3 separate regions of the Homo sapiens genome follow, and regions 1 and 2 are each linked to region 3. The links are chromatin contacts, found by Hi-C or POLR2A ChIA-PET in ENCODE. All regions are on one chromosome and are shown on one strand. Each heading gives the region's core, a stretch centred on a gene start or an enhancer-like site at or near the end of the contact. The rest is flanking DNA. Distances are from core to core; before and after follow the strand shown.

Region 1 (4,068 bases), core at 246-2,745, 500 kb after region 3:
AGGCTGAGGCAGGAGAATCAGGCAGGGAGGTTGCAGTGAGCCGAGATGGCAGCAGTACCATCCAGCTTCGGCTCGGCATCAGAGGGAGACTGTGGAAAGAAAGGGAGAGGGAGACCGTGGGGAGAGGGAGAGGGAGAGGGAGCGGGAGCGGGAGCGGAAAAAATATTTAAAGATGATATACAGTCTACAGCAAACCACCAAATGCATCATTTGCAAGTTTAGGCTAATGATAAAAATTTCAAAGGGGCCAGGCACATTTGCTCATGCCTGTAATCCCAGCACTTTGGGAGGCCAAGGAGGGCGGATCACCTGAGGTCAGGAGTTCGAGACCAGCCTGGCCAACATGGTGAAACCCCCGTCTCTACTGCAACTATAACGATTAGCCGGGTATGGTGGCAGGTGCCTGTAATCCCACTTACTCAGGAGGCTAAGGCAGGAGAATCGCTTGAACCTGGGAAGTGGAGGTTGCAGTGAGCCGAGGTCGTGCCATTGCACTCCAGCCTGGGTGACAGAGTGAGAGTCCATCTCAAAAAAAAAAAAAAAAAATTTGAAAGGGGTTTTTTAAAGGGTGCCTGTGGACAAAGTGTGATCACTGTTGTGTGGAAGTGATCCTTTACGATCCCAATCAGATCACACCATTTGCTGTTCACACATCTCCAGTGGCCTCTTTTGCCTTTGAGCATGCCCAGGTCGTTTCCCCCCAGTCTGGAGGCTCTTGCCCTTTGCTCCTGCTCCAGATATTCATTCTGCATCTGCTCCCTAGCAGCTTTCTCTCTGCCATCCTGCCATCTTTTCTTCTTGCCATGCTAGCATATGTTTATTTATGAGTGGCAGCTGTATCTCTAGTCACTAGGTCAGGACCTGGTATATTCTAGGCGCCCTGGAAGCATTCTCCAGAAACAGAGGTGCGGTGAGGAGAGTTTGGATCCAGTTTGGACTGCAGATAAATGTTTGTGAGGCTGGGCATGGTGGCTCACACCTGCAATCCCAGCGCTTTCAGAGGCCAAGGCGGGAGGACCGCCAGAGCCCAGGAGTGAGAGACCAGCCTGTGCAACATAGTGAGACCCCTGTCTAATTATTTTAAAAAAGGTTGTTTGTGAAATGACTGAGCAAGTAAATAATGAAGGAGTGAAGGAACTTGGACTGATGACCTGGAACACCTGTACCCTTCTCCCACTCCAAAAAACCCCTGCCCATCCTCACAATCCAGGGCCAGCATCACTCTTTTTTTCTGGAAGCTTCCTCAGTATCCTGGGTATGGGTCCCCTGTGATTCATGGAGGACCCCCAGTGGGGCTCCCAATGGCACGGCATTACCAGCACCTGCACCTGCTGCCTCCCCAGTCACCCCTGGCTCCCAGGGTTCCATTGCACAGTAGATCCTCTAGAAATGCTTCACAGACATTGATGTGGTGAGGGAGGAGGGACAGGGTAGCAGTCTCACCACCCATTACCCCCACCCCCGCCTCTCATTCAACGAACACTTTGAGCACCTGGCACTTTGATCCCCTCAGTGCCAGGCACTGAGCTCCAAATCCCAGACTCTGTAACGTGCAAGCAATCCTTACTCTTTCTATTTTAATATCTTAACCCATGTATTTATATACCTTGTCAAGTAAAATGTATTCTTTTTTAATGATTCTCAAAAGGATACTCATTGAAAAAATTTAGAAAACACCGAAAAATGCAAGGAAGAAAAATACAATTCTCTTACAATCCTGTATAATCCTGTGCCTCTAGGCCTACAGTCAGCTCCAAGCAACGGCACAGACACCTCCTCCTCCGGATGACCAGGATTGCCTCTGGGTTTGTCACAAGCTGGAACAGGGTCCTTTGGAGGATGGGGCTCTGTGAAGAAAAAGAGGTGAAGTGTTTGGATTCAGTCTGAGCCAAAGGTGAGCGTTATCAGTCCCCGAAAGGCCTCAGGGGTTGGCTGACTCTCTGAGAGGCCGGCAAGACTGGTGAAGTTCTGGAAGGGGACCTGGGGGGTGGGGCCCGGGGACCTGGGGGGTGGGGCCCGGGGACATGGGGGGTGGGGCCCGAGGCCCAGGCAGAGGCCAAACATTGCCCAGGGCCCGGCTTTAGTCTGCAACAACCCTCATTGTTCTCTCACTGTCTCTAGGCCGCTTTATCTGGGTTTAAGGACACAAGACTCCGTGAAAGACAAGCTAGTTCTTCTTCCTGCCCCGGCAGTCCACTGCAGGCCGATGCAGACGCAACCACTTCCTCAGCCGCTGTGGCTGAGAGCCCGCCACTGCACTCTATGGGCTTGGTGCTGGGTATGGAGAGGAGGGTATGACATAGCCCCTGCCCTCAGAGTTTTTTCCTACTCATTATCCCTGCTGTCTCTGGGGACTTCTTAAATGTCAGCAATCATTGTCATCTTCACTGTTGCCTCCGCAGCCACCGCACATGGCTGCACCTGGGCCATCTCCTCTGATGTAAAGGCTGTGCAGCCAAAATTTGCAATTCTTCCCCCAGCTTTTAAAATTGTAGTAAAATATATATAACATAAAATTTGCCAGCTTCACTGTTTGTTAAGTGTACAGTTCAGTGGTATGAAATACACGCATTGTGCTGTGCAAAGTCACCACCACCCATCTCCAGAACTCGCTTTATCTTGCAAAGCAGAAACTCTGTACCCATTAAACGATAACGTCCCATCCCCATCCCCCTTACCCCCAGCCCCTGTAATGCTTGTTCTTTTCTTTTTTTGAGACAGGGTCTCACTCTGTCATGCAGTCTGGAGTGCAGTGGCACGATCATAGCTAACTGCAGCCTCAACATCCTGGGCTCAAGAGATCCTCCTGCCTCAGCCTCTCAAGTAGCTGGGACTACAGGCACAGCACCACACCTGGCTATTTTTGTTCTTTCCTTTTTCTTTTCTTCTCTTTTTTTTTTTTTTTTGAGATGGAGTCTCACTCTGTCCTCCAGCCTGGAGTGCAGTGGCGCGATCTTGGCTCACTGCAAGCTCCACCTCCCAAGTTCATGCCATTCTCCTGCCTCAGCCTCCCGAGTAGCTGGGACTACAGGTGCCCACCACCATGCCCGGCTAATTTTTTGTATTTTTAGCAGAGACAGGGTTTCACTGTGTTAGCCAGGATGGTCTCAATCTCCTGACCTCGTGATCTGCTCACTTTGGCCTCCCAAAGTGCTGGGATTACAGGTGTGAGCCACCGTGCCCAGCCCTTTTTTTTCTTTTTTTATTACTGGCTTAGGTTTGAGCAGTGATCATTTTAAGTTTTTTTTGTAGAGATGGGGTCTCACTGTGTTACCCAGGCTGGTCTCAAATTCCTGGCCTCAAGCAATCCTCCTGCCTCAGCCTCCCAAAGTGTGGGGATTACAAGTGTGGGCCACCATGCCTGGTCTTCCTGTTTTTCAAATAAAATTACTTTTTATTTATTTATTTATTTATTTATTTTTAAAGATGGACTCTCGGCCAGGCAAGGTGGCTCACACCTATAATCCCAGCACTTTGGGAGGCCGAGGCAGGTGCATCACCTCAGGTCAGGAGTTTGAGACCAGCCTCACCAACATGGTGAAACCCCATCTCTACTAAAAATATAAAAATTAGCCAGGCGTGGTGGCGGGCACCTGTAATCCCAGCTACTTGGGAGGCTGAGGCAGGAGAATCGCTTGAACCTGGGAGGAGGAGGTTGCAGTGAGCTGAGATTGCACCACTGCACTCCAGCCTGGGCAACAACAGTGAAACCCTGTCTCAAAAAAAGAAAAAAGAAAGAAAAAAAAAAAAAACAAAAAACAGAGATAGAGTCTCTTTTGGCTCTCTAATGCCCATGGGATCAATGCCAAATTCATCTCCCTGGCAGTCAATGCTCTATTCTCCTTCTCCCCTCCACCTCTCCACCTCTCCAGCATGCTCCCACAACATTCTGCCCCAGTGACCTCAACCTGCAATGCCCACCTGTCCCATGGACCTCCCTGCCCATGCCTCTACTCCAGCCAATACTGGCTCATGTGTACACACCATGCTGTGTACCGTCTGTGCTTTGCTCATGCCGCTTGCCTCACCCGAGTGCCTCTCCTCCCCTCGGCTCGTCTGGTGCCTGTT
Region 2 (3,723 bases), core at 1,209-3,708, 350 kb after region 3:
CAGGGGTAAAGTCACTGCCCACAAATGTTATGGACTGACAGTAGAGGAGAGTAGATCCCCAAAGAAAAATCAGGGTGCTGTGCCCAAAAGATGGGGGAATGAGTGCTGGACCAGCCCTGAGATGTCCACTAAATCCTGGATTCAACCACCCATGGAGAATTTGGTTTCAGTCCCTCTTTTTGGAGTGCCCCAGGTTCTTCTGAAATATTAAAAAGGCCTCACACTACCCACATCTGTGGGTGTAGGAGCAGGGCGAGGGGGACCAGCAGGAGCCCCACCTGCTGGGGACCATCAACACCAAGATGAAGGCTTTCAGGAAAGAGCTGCAGGCCTTCCCGGAGCAGGTGAAACGCATTGGGGATGGCCTGTCTGCCTTGCCCCACCTCACAGAGTCCTCCAGCTTCCTCTCCACTGTGAATTCTGTGTCCCAGAAGACCCGCAGCCTCCTCACAAGGAGGGGACTGGTGAACTTCTGCCCCCAACCATGGCAGGCCAGCACAGCAGGAGACTTCTGGGCAGGGCCGGTGTTCCAGGGGGTCTGTCCCTCCACACAGGTAACCATGGCAACAACTTCCGGATCCATGTCAGCAATGGGCTCCTGATGCGAGGGCCCCGGCCCCTGGACCGGGAGCGGAACTCATCCCACGTGCTGATAGTGGAGGCCTACAACCACGACCTGGGCCCCATGCGGAGCTCCGTCAGGGTGAGGCTAGGGGCGGGCTGGGGTGCTGACCTCAGGACGGGGCCAAGCCCACAGCTAGAACAGAGAAGGCCATTAGTTGGCGCCTGGTGTGGGCAGGGCCACCACTGATTTAGGTGCTGAATGACATCTGGGCCTAAGGGTTCGGTGACAGGTGCCCAGCCTGGGACTTGGACTTGTCATTTTGCTGTGAGTTTGTTCCTCCAGCTGTGGAAAGGAGTCAGTGATACTGATGTCTGTCCTAAGGGATGAAAGAGGTGTCCTTACTGTACTAACCCCTGTATCCACAGAGCTCTCTAGGGTAAGTCAAGGAAATCTCACTTGGGTGATCTTGGAGGTACAGATGCTAACCTCATTTTACAGATGAGAAAACTGAGGCACAGAGAAGTTGCTAGTGATAGAATCAGGACTGGAGCCCCCATCTTCTGAATCCAAGTTCAGTGCCCTTTCCAATGAAAGTGACCCTAATATATTCCAGTCACCTCTCCCAGCTGCCTCATCAAATGTATTCTTTCCTGCCCAGCCTTATCTGTGCAGCCAAAATCAAATCAGCCTTAGTCCTCCCGAATGGCTGAAAACCTACACACAGATGTTCCCACTGGTTGTGTTATGTGTACTACCGCCAGCAGGGGGATGACTGAGATGAATGAGATGACCTCTCAAGGCCGCTTCACCCCCACCCCTACACACTCAGCAGCCCCCAGCCCCTTCCCCTAAACCAGTGAGTCAGACCCCAGACATCAGGAGTAGGAGGGAGATGGGAAGAGTCAGGCAGAGCAAGCAGGGACTTTCACCCAGAACTGAGTGCCCGGCTCCTCTTATCAGCCCCATCTCCACCCCCTGCTTCCCCCAGGCTGGAAACAATGAGCGGTGGTCACCGGGTACTCACGATCACAAACACGATGGGTCTGATTGCTCAGGGGCTGTGCTGGGGTGGGTGACTCAGCCCTGACCCAGCTCCTGCTGACACCTCCAACGCTTTGCCCCAAGAAGAGCTGGGAAGACACCTGGGTCCTTGCAACTGCCCTGAGTGAGACCTGCCCTGTGGAAATGGCTGAGAGGGTCAGATCCCCTGGTTCTTACAGGGCCCTGGTGATGGAGACTCAGACACAGTAACCTGGACATGCACATAGCCATGCTGGCTTGCATGACTGTGAATCTTATTCGTGGGCTGGTCAGTACGCCCTCATCAGAGCCTGCCTTGTGTGGGGCCTACTTCAGGGCACAGAGTGACTGATGTCAGCGAAGCTGGGGTTGGGTCTCCAGACTTCAGGCTTCCTAACCACAGCCCTCCATGTGGCCCTCGCTCCCCGCTCCCTCACCCAGGCGTGGTGGGCTCCTGCCTCCTCCCATCAGTGCCTCAGCATTGTGGCTGCAAACCTCCTTTAGCCACAAACCTTCTGTATACACAAAATGATATGCAGCATCCCAGGGTACAGTGTAAAACAGATCGAAGCCAGACTGTGACAATCAGTGCAGGGGTGGGGCTCCCAGAGCCACACCTGCTCAGCTACTTACGTCCTGCCCGTCTCCCCTGAACCCTGAGGAATAATAAACCCTCACACGTGCCCGATATTTTTCTAAATGCCTCGTGTACTTTAACCTCCGTAACCCTCATAATAGCCTTATGAAGTAGGCACTGTTAATACCCCCATCTTACAGATGACAAGACTGAGGCAAAGAGGAATTAGCCGACTTGTTCAGGGTCACACAGCGGTAAGGGTGGAGCCAGGCTTCATGCCTTGGCAGCCAGCTTGAGCCTGTCCCCTTAACCACTACACTCCACTGCCTCACATAAGCCTCTTCAAAGCCCAGTCAGAAACCACTGCCTCATCCCCACAGGGTAATTTTAAGGTGAGAATTTGAGGGCTGGCCCCTGGGGCAGGTGCTTGGTGGCACTGTAGTACACAGCCTCCACACCCATGAGACCCGGGAGAGCTGGGGGCCTTCCTGAAGGCAATGTGGGGACTCTGGCTTTCCGCTGGACTCATTTTCCCAGCAGCAGGGGAGAGACGGCTTGCAGGAACCATCCACATCCTCCAGTTCCTGCCTCAGAGACCGGGGACAGCCCCAGTGAGGGGCCGGGGAGTACAGAGTGAGACAGTCCCCTTAGAGACTGGGTGTCTCAGGGTGTTCACGACACATACACACACACACACGCACATATGCCCACGCACACCTCCTCTCCCTGTCCTCCTAACCACTAGCACCCCATTTTGCAGATGAGGAAACTGAGGCAAAGCACTGCACTGGCACAGCACTGGACAGGCACAGCACTGGACAGAAAGCAGGTCTGGTTCTCCAGGAAGCCCAGTTGCTCCCACTTGCTCAGCAAGAACCTGACAGACCTCTGCTTCCTGTACATCTGTGCCTCTCAGGTTTGCAAACCATCTTGCCTCCTCCTGTCTCTGCTGCTAAAAACAGGCTGAAACCGACCAGAGGCTGGTGGCATGTAGCCAGACTCATGGAGGACAGGCCACACCCCAGCTCCCTGCCACCTCTCTCATCTTGTCATTGTACTGTCAGCCTGGCCCTGTTTTTTCCCCACAACCCTTGGAGTCAAGGTCATTTGGACAAGCAGATTGAGGAAGGGTAAGGCGCACAGTTTTGCAAGAGGAGTGGTTAGTTTCTGTTTACCGAAAAAGAGTTCCTGAAATTCATCCATGCAAACTCCCCCCCGCACCCACCCTACCCAGGATCTTCCCCAGCCAAGTTCTGGGTGAAGCCAAATTTAGGTTCCAGCCTGTGAACAGCTGTGCTCTGGAGTGGACATGTTAGTTTGCATAGTGGGTTCTGGGTGTCTGGACATGAAAATTCTAATGACACAGCAGAGCTTTGGGAACCCTAGAAGCAGCGATGCAGAGAAACTTTTACACCCATATGCCTCTCTGCCCCCAGCCCTGCCACCCTCCCCACCCCAGAGTCCTCCACTGGTCAGGCTGCTGTTTTCGGCTTCTACCAGCCAGAAGCTCTGTCACTTCTCTCCAGCTGATTCCCAGCTAATCCCCAAAGAGAAAGCAGGG
Region 3 (3,743 bases), core at 652-3,151:
TAATGACATACAGATTTTAAAAGTAAATATAAGTAAATCAACTAAAAAAATCAATTTAAGAAGCACTTTAAAAAAAATGCAGGTGGTACTCGGACGTGACTAATATTATTCATTTCATAGGCAAGGAAATGGAGAATCAGGCAGGAATCCCCAAACCCCAGAGTGGTATAAGCTGACATTTAGGAAGAACACAGACGGCTGTCTCCCCTGAAAGCCAAACAGATACTCATGGGCCAGGTAAGTTCTCCCTTTCACATTTAGGACCCCCATTAACAAGAGTCTGCCTTTTGTGGTTGGTGTTTTCACCATTTTCATTTTAGCCAAGAAAAATAAGAACTTCTGGGGCCACTGATTGATCCCTTTAAATTGAGGGCAGAAAGCTGGCCATTTTTCAGAAGCGAAGAGCGTCAGCAGTGGTGTTAGGTATAACTAGAAGAGGGGGAAGAAGGGGCAAAAATAGAGGTGGGGCAAAGTGTAAACAGGAAATAGAAGACACAAAGCCAAACCAGCTTGAACATTTTTAAGGACTTGAAACTCCAGGGAGTGGTGGAAACAAACTCCAGATTGTTCCTGTCCTAAGTAAACACGGCAATGTGTCTCTTACAAAGCTCTGACCACAGCCACTCTTTGATACTGATAGAACTATTGCTTATTGAAACTACTATGATGATTTGCCCACTAACCTCCACTGGGCCCTCAGTAGCTGCCAGGCACCTGGCTAAGACTGAACATCCTCTTGTCAATCCTCACAGGAAGACTTGAAGTGAAAATTGCAGGCTCTGGACTTGACTAGCCTGGGTTGGAAATCTGGCCCTGTAGAGCTGTGTCAGAGCAAATCAAATTCTTCCCTGAGCCTATTTCCTCATTCATTATACCCATTCTACTAAATGCATGTAATAACTATTATACCTCTTAGATTTCAACATTAGACCATTTATCAGGGGTAGGAAGTAAGCAACCAATAACAATGTCACTTATTATTCACTGTTGGTATTATCAGTACCAGAAGGGCAAAGAAGCTTCTGAAGTTTGTCAACCTTAAATAATAAGATATAGAAAATATGACTAGCTATAGAGTTTATTCAAGCCCAAAGCTTGAGGATGGCCACCCAGGAGCATAGATTCAAGTTTCCCTGAATGTATATGCTGAGTAGCAGCAATTAGAAGTGGGTTTTTGTTTCTGTGTTTTTTTGTTTTGTTTTGTTTTGAGATGGAGTCTCCCTTCGTTGCCCAGACTGGAATGCAGTGGTGTGATCTCAGCTTATTGCAAACTCCACCTCCTGGATTCAGGAGATTCTCCTGCCTCTGCCTCTGCCTCAGCCTCCCGAGTAGCTGGGATTACAGGCACCTGCCACCACGCCCGGCTAATTTTTATATTTTTAGTAGAGGCGAGGTTTCACCATGTTGCCCAGGCTGGTCTCGAACTCCTGACCTCAAGACCTCACCCTCCCAAAGTGCTGGGATTACAGGCGTGAGCCACCGCGCCCGGCCCTGTCTTTTCTCAAGGTCACTTGGCCCAGTGTCACAGAGCTGAACCAAGATGGTTAGGCTGAGGGATAGGTCCCGAAGTGCTCAGATCTCCGGGCCTCAAGGCCCAGGCTGGGGTGGCACGGCAGGGGCTGATGGGGAGGTGCCCAGGCCGCCGGCGGATGCTCCCGGAAGATGCTCTAAGCTGCCGCTCCAGGTATCCCCTGGGCTGAGGCTACCTGGAGACGCCCACGGCAGTGACACACCAAGCGGGGTATGGCGAATCGTCAGGTCCGCAAAACCACCCAGTTCAGCAACTCATGGCTATGCCGAGCCCGCCGCGCTCAGCTCGGCCAGAAACAGCTCCTAGAGCCAGGGACTGGACCGCCCCCGCTGGCCTCTGGCAGGCAAACAGCCACCGGCCACGAAATAGATGGCCGCGAGGGCTTCCGGGAGCCGCGGGGCAGGCCGGGAGCCGGGCCGCACAGCCAATGCCCGCGCGGGGGCCGTCGGTAGTTACCCGGCAACGAGGTGGACGCCCAGTAGAGGGAGCGGAGCCAGTAGGGCTGGAAGAACTGGCAAGAAAGCCCTAGAGAGAGGCGACCTGCCAATTTTGGAAGCGGCTTTTTGTTTTGTCCCCAGATCACTCATTCCTACCTGGTCTTGGAGGAAGATCGTCAAGGCAAATGATAAGAAACAGAAATAAACCAGGGGAACAAATAATGATAAAAAAGATACTCATATTTGTTGAGCACTTACTGTCGGCCTGGCTCTTTGCAAGGATTACTTAATTTGATCATCTGATTTTGCTGTCCCAAGTTGTAAATGAGAAAATAGGAGTTTAGACAGATTAAGCATCTTGGCCAAACTACCTCAAACTAGGGAGTGTCAGAGCTGGAATTTGAACTTGGGTGGGCATGAACTCAGGTGGCTTGAGTTCTTAATGAGTCAAACCGTGGACACTCATTTCAGTTCAGCAAACCTAAATCTGTGTTCCTACTAGGCCATGCAGGGCCAATCCAGGTTTTATGGGGTCTGAAGCTTAGACAATGTTGGGGGGGGGGGTCCTCTTTTGGAAAAAAGAATAAAAAATTACAAATATAAAGTTAGGTACAAAAATGAACTTAGAATGTAAAAAGAAATCATAACAAAATATTTTTGCTAATTTTACAAAAATATACGACCATATGAATGCATAGCTAGGGACTCAACGAAGCCGTCTTTGACCCTTAGCTTCCCTTGAAATCCTTCAGTCAGATGTCAAACTACCTTGCAAGCTTCTCTGCGGTTCTCCTCCCACCCTGTCTCCCAGCCAAAGGACCTGAGACCCTAGCAACAGGCTTAATAGGGCTTTTCTGGCCATAGGAGCGATTTTAGCCTGAGTCAACTTGAGTGCCAGAGGGTGAATGCCCTCAGAAGCAGCTCCCAAATACTGATGAACAGGGAGTTGGTGGATAAATTCCCTAGCTTCCTCATCCCTCAAGTGAGATCATGCTGAGACACTTTGTGGTTCTTAGGGTGTAGTCCCAAACCAGCAGCAAACTGTACCACTTGAGAACTAGTTAGAAATGCAAATTCTTAGCCTACTACTACCCTGTACCTACTGAATCTAAAATTGTAGGGGCTGGGGCCCAGTCATTGGTGTTTTAACAAGCCCTCCTAGTGAGTCTGTGCTGAAGTTTGAGAACGACTGTTCTGCTAGGCTGTTCCCCAGAGCTCCCTTATGGGCTTGAGCTCCCGTTGTCTACAATGGTAACCTGCTTGATAACACATCTTTTTTTGGTCTCCTTCCCTTTCTTGTCTCACTTCCTCATTCTTCAGCTGGAGCTTCCTGAATTCACTTCTAATAAACGACTTGCACTTTAATCCTTGTCTGGGATCAGCTTCTAGAGAAACACCACCTTAGATGAGAACAACTAGGGGAGGTGTCATTGCCCAGTGAGGAGGAGGACGATGGCTGGCTTCAGGGAGGACCAAATGCTCTGCCAAATGCTTTGCTCTCATTGTCTGCTTCACCCTCACAATGCCTCAGTTGAGAGGGAGATGTTGCCCCCCAACGGGGAAACTAGGGTTTGGAGGATTTAAGTGGCTTGCCCAAGAATTTGAATCCAGGTCTGAGTCCAAAAGGTGAGCTCCTTACCAGTGAGGGCAGAGGGCCAGCCCATGTTTTGCTCTCTTGTCATTCCTCCTCTTCTCAGAGCAGGCAAGCGTTAAATGAAAATTGTAGGAGGCCATTGTTTTGGACTAAGTTTCTGAATTAGGCCCCAGCAGACCAG

What was found. Hi-C counts contacts between places; a loop is a spot of excess contacts on that map. ChIA-PET counts read pairs that join two places held with the same protein, here RNA polymerase II (POLR2A). Pooled maps may share reads with other maps.
Region 1: a loop to region 3 is called in a map with no recorded cell type, with 3 times the contacts of the local background. The contact joins the promoter of LINC03139 here to the enhancer-like site in region 3. A Hi-C loop is called at or near these places in 2 of 168 maps with a recorded cell type or tissue (gastrocnemius medialis and heart left ventricle), 10 of 37 single-sample maps with no recorded cell type and 8 of 50 pooled maps. POLR2A ChIA-PET finds 5 or more read pairs at or near these places in 1 of 52 experiments (OCI-LY7).
Region 2: a map with no recorded cell type shows a loop between it and region 3 (4-fold over the local background). The contact joins two enhancer-like sites. A Hi-C loop is called at or near these places in 5 of 168 maps with a recorded cell type or tissue (ectodermal cell, head of caudate nucleus, pancreas and 2 more), 3 of 37 single-sample maps with no recorded cell type and 9 of 50 pooled maps. POLR2A ChIA-PET finds 5 or more read pairs at or near these places in 2 of 52 experiments (MCF 10A and activated CD4-positive, alpha-beta memory T cell).

Annotation. Positions count from the first base shown.
Region 1 is chr10:71,876,592-71,880,659 of GRCh38, forward strand. LINC03139 (long intergenic non-protein coding RNA 3139) reads left to right here and starts at 1,496. Exons shown (of 2, transcript XR_007062186.1): 1 at 1,496-1,894; 2 at 2,122-2,516. RefSeq lists an enhancer at 1-286.
Region 2 is chr10:71,724,818-71,728,540 of GRCh38, forward strand. It overlaps CDH23 (cadherin related 23), which reads left to right. Exons shown (of 70, transcript NM_022124.6): 30 at 555-703. It also overlaps a transcript of C10orf105 not described here. Among named protein-coding and RNA genes, the nearest start is that of C10orf105, 6.9 kb to the left of the region's middle. RefSeq lists enhancers at 708-1,907, 895-1,666, 1,667-2,439. Within about 2 kb of position 2,459, at least 29 of the 41 ENCODE cell types and tissues checked have a DNase peak (open chromatin) inside an H3K27ac peak, as active enhancers do; they include sigmoid colon, where a contact is called at or near this core.
Region 3 is chr10:71,375,575-71,379,317 of GRCh38, forward strand. It overlaps a transcript of SLC29A3 not described here. Among named protein-coding and RNA genes, the nearest start is that of CDH23, 19 kb to the right of the region's middle. RefSeq lists enhancers at 1,053-1,613, 1,669-1,818 and a silencer at 1,949-2,018. Within about 2 kb of position 1,902, at least 32 of the 41 ENCODE cell types and tissues checked have a DNase peak (open chromatin) inside an H3K27ac peak, as active enhancers do; they include OCI-LY7, gastrocnemius medialis and sigmoid colon, where a contact is called at or near this core.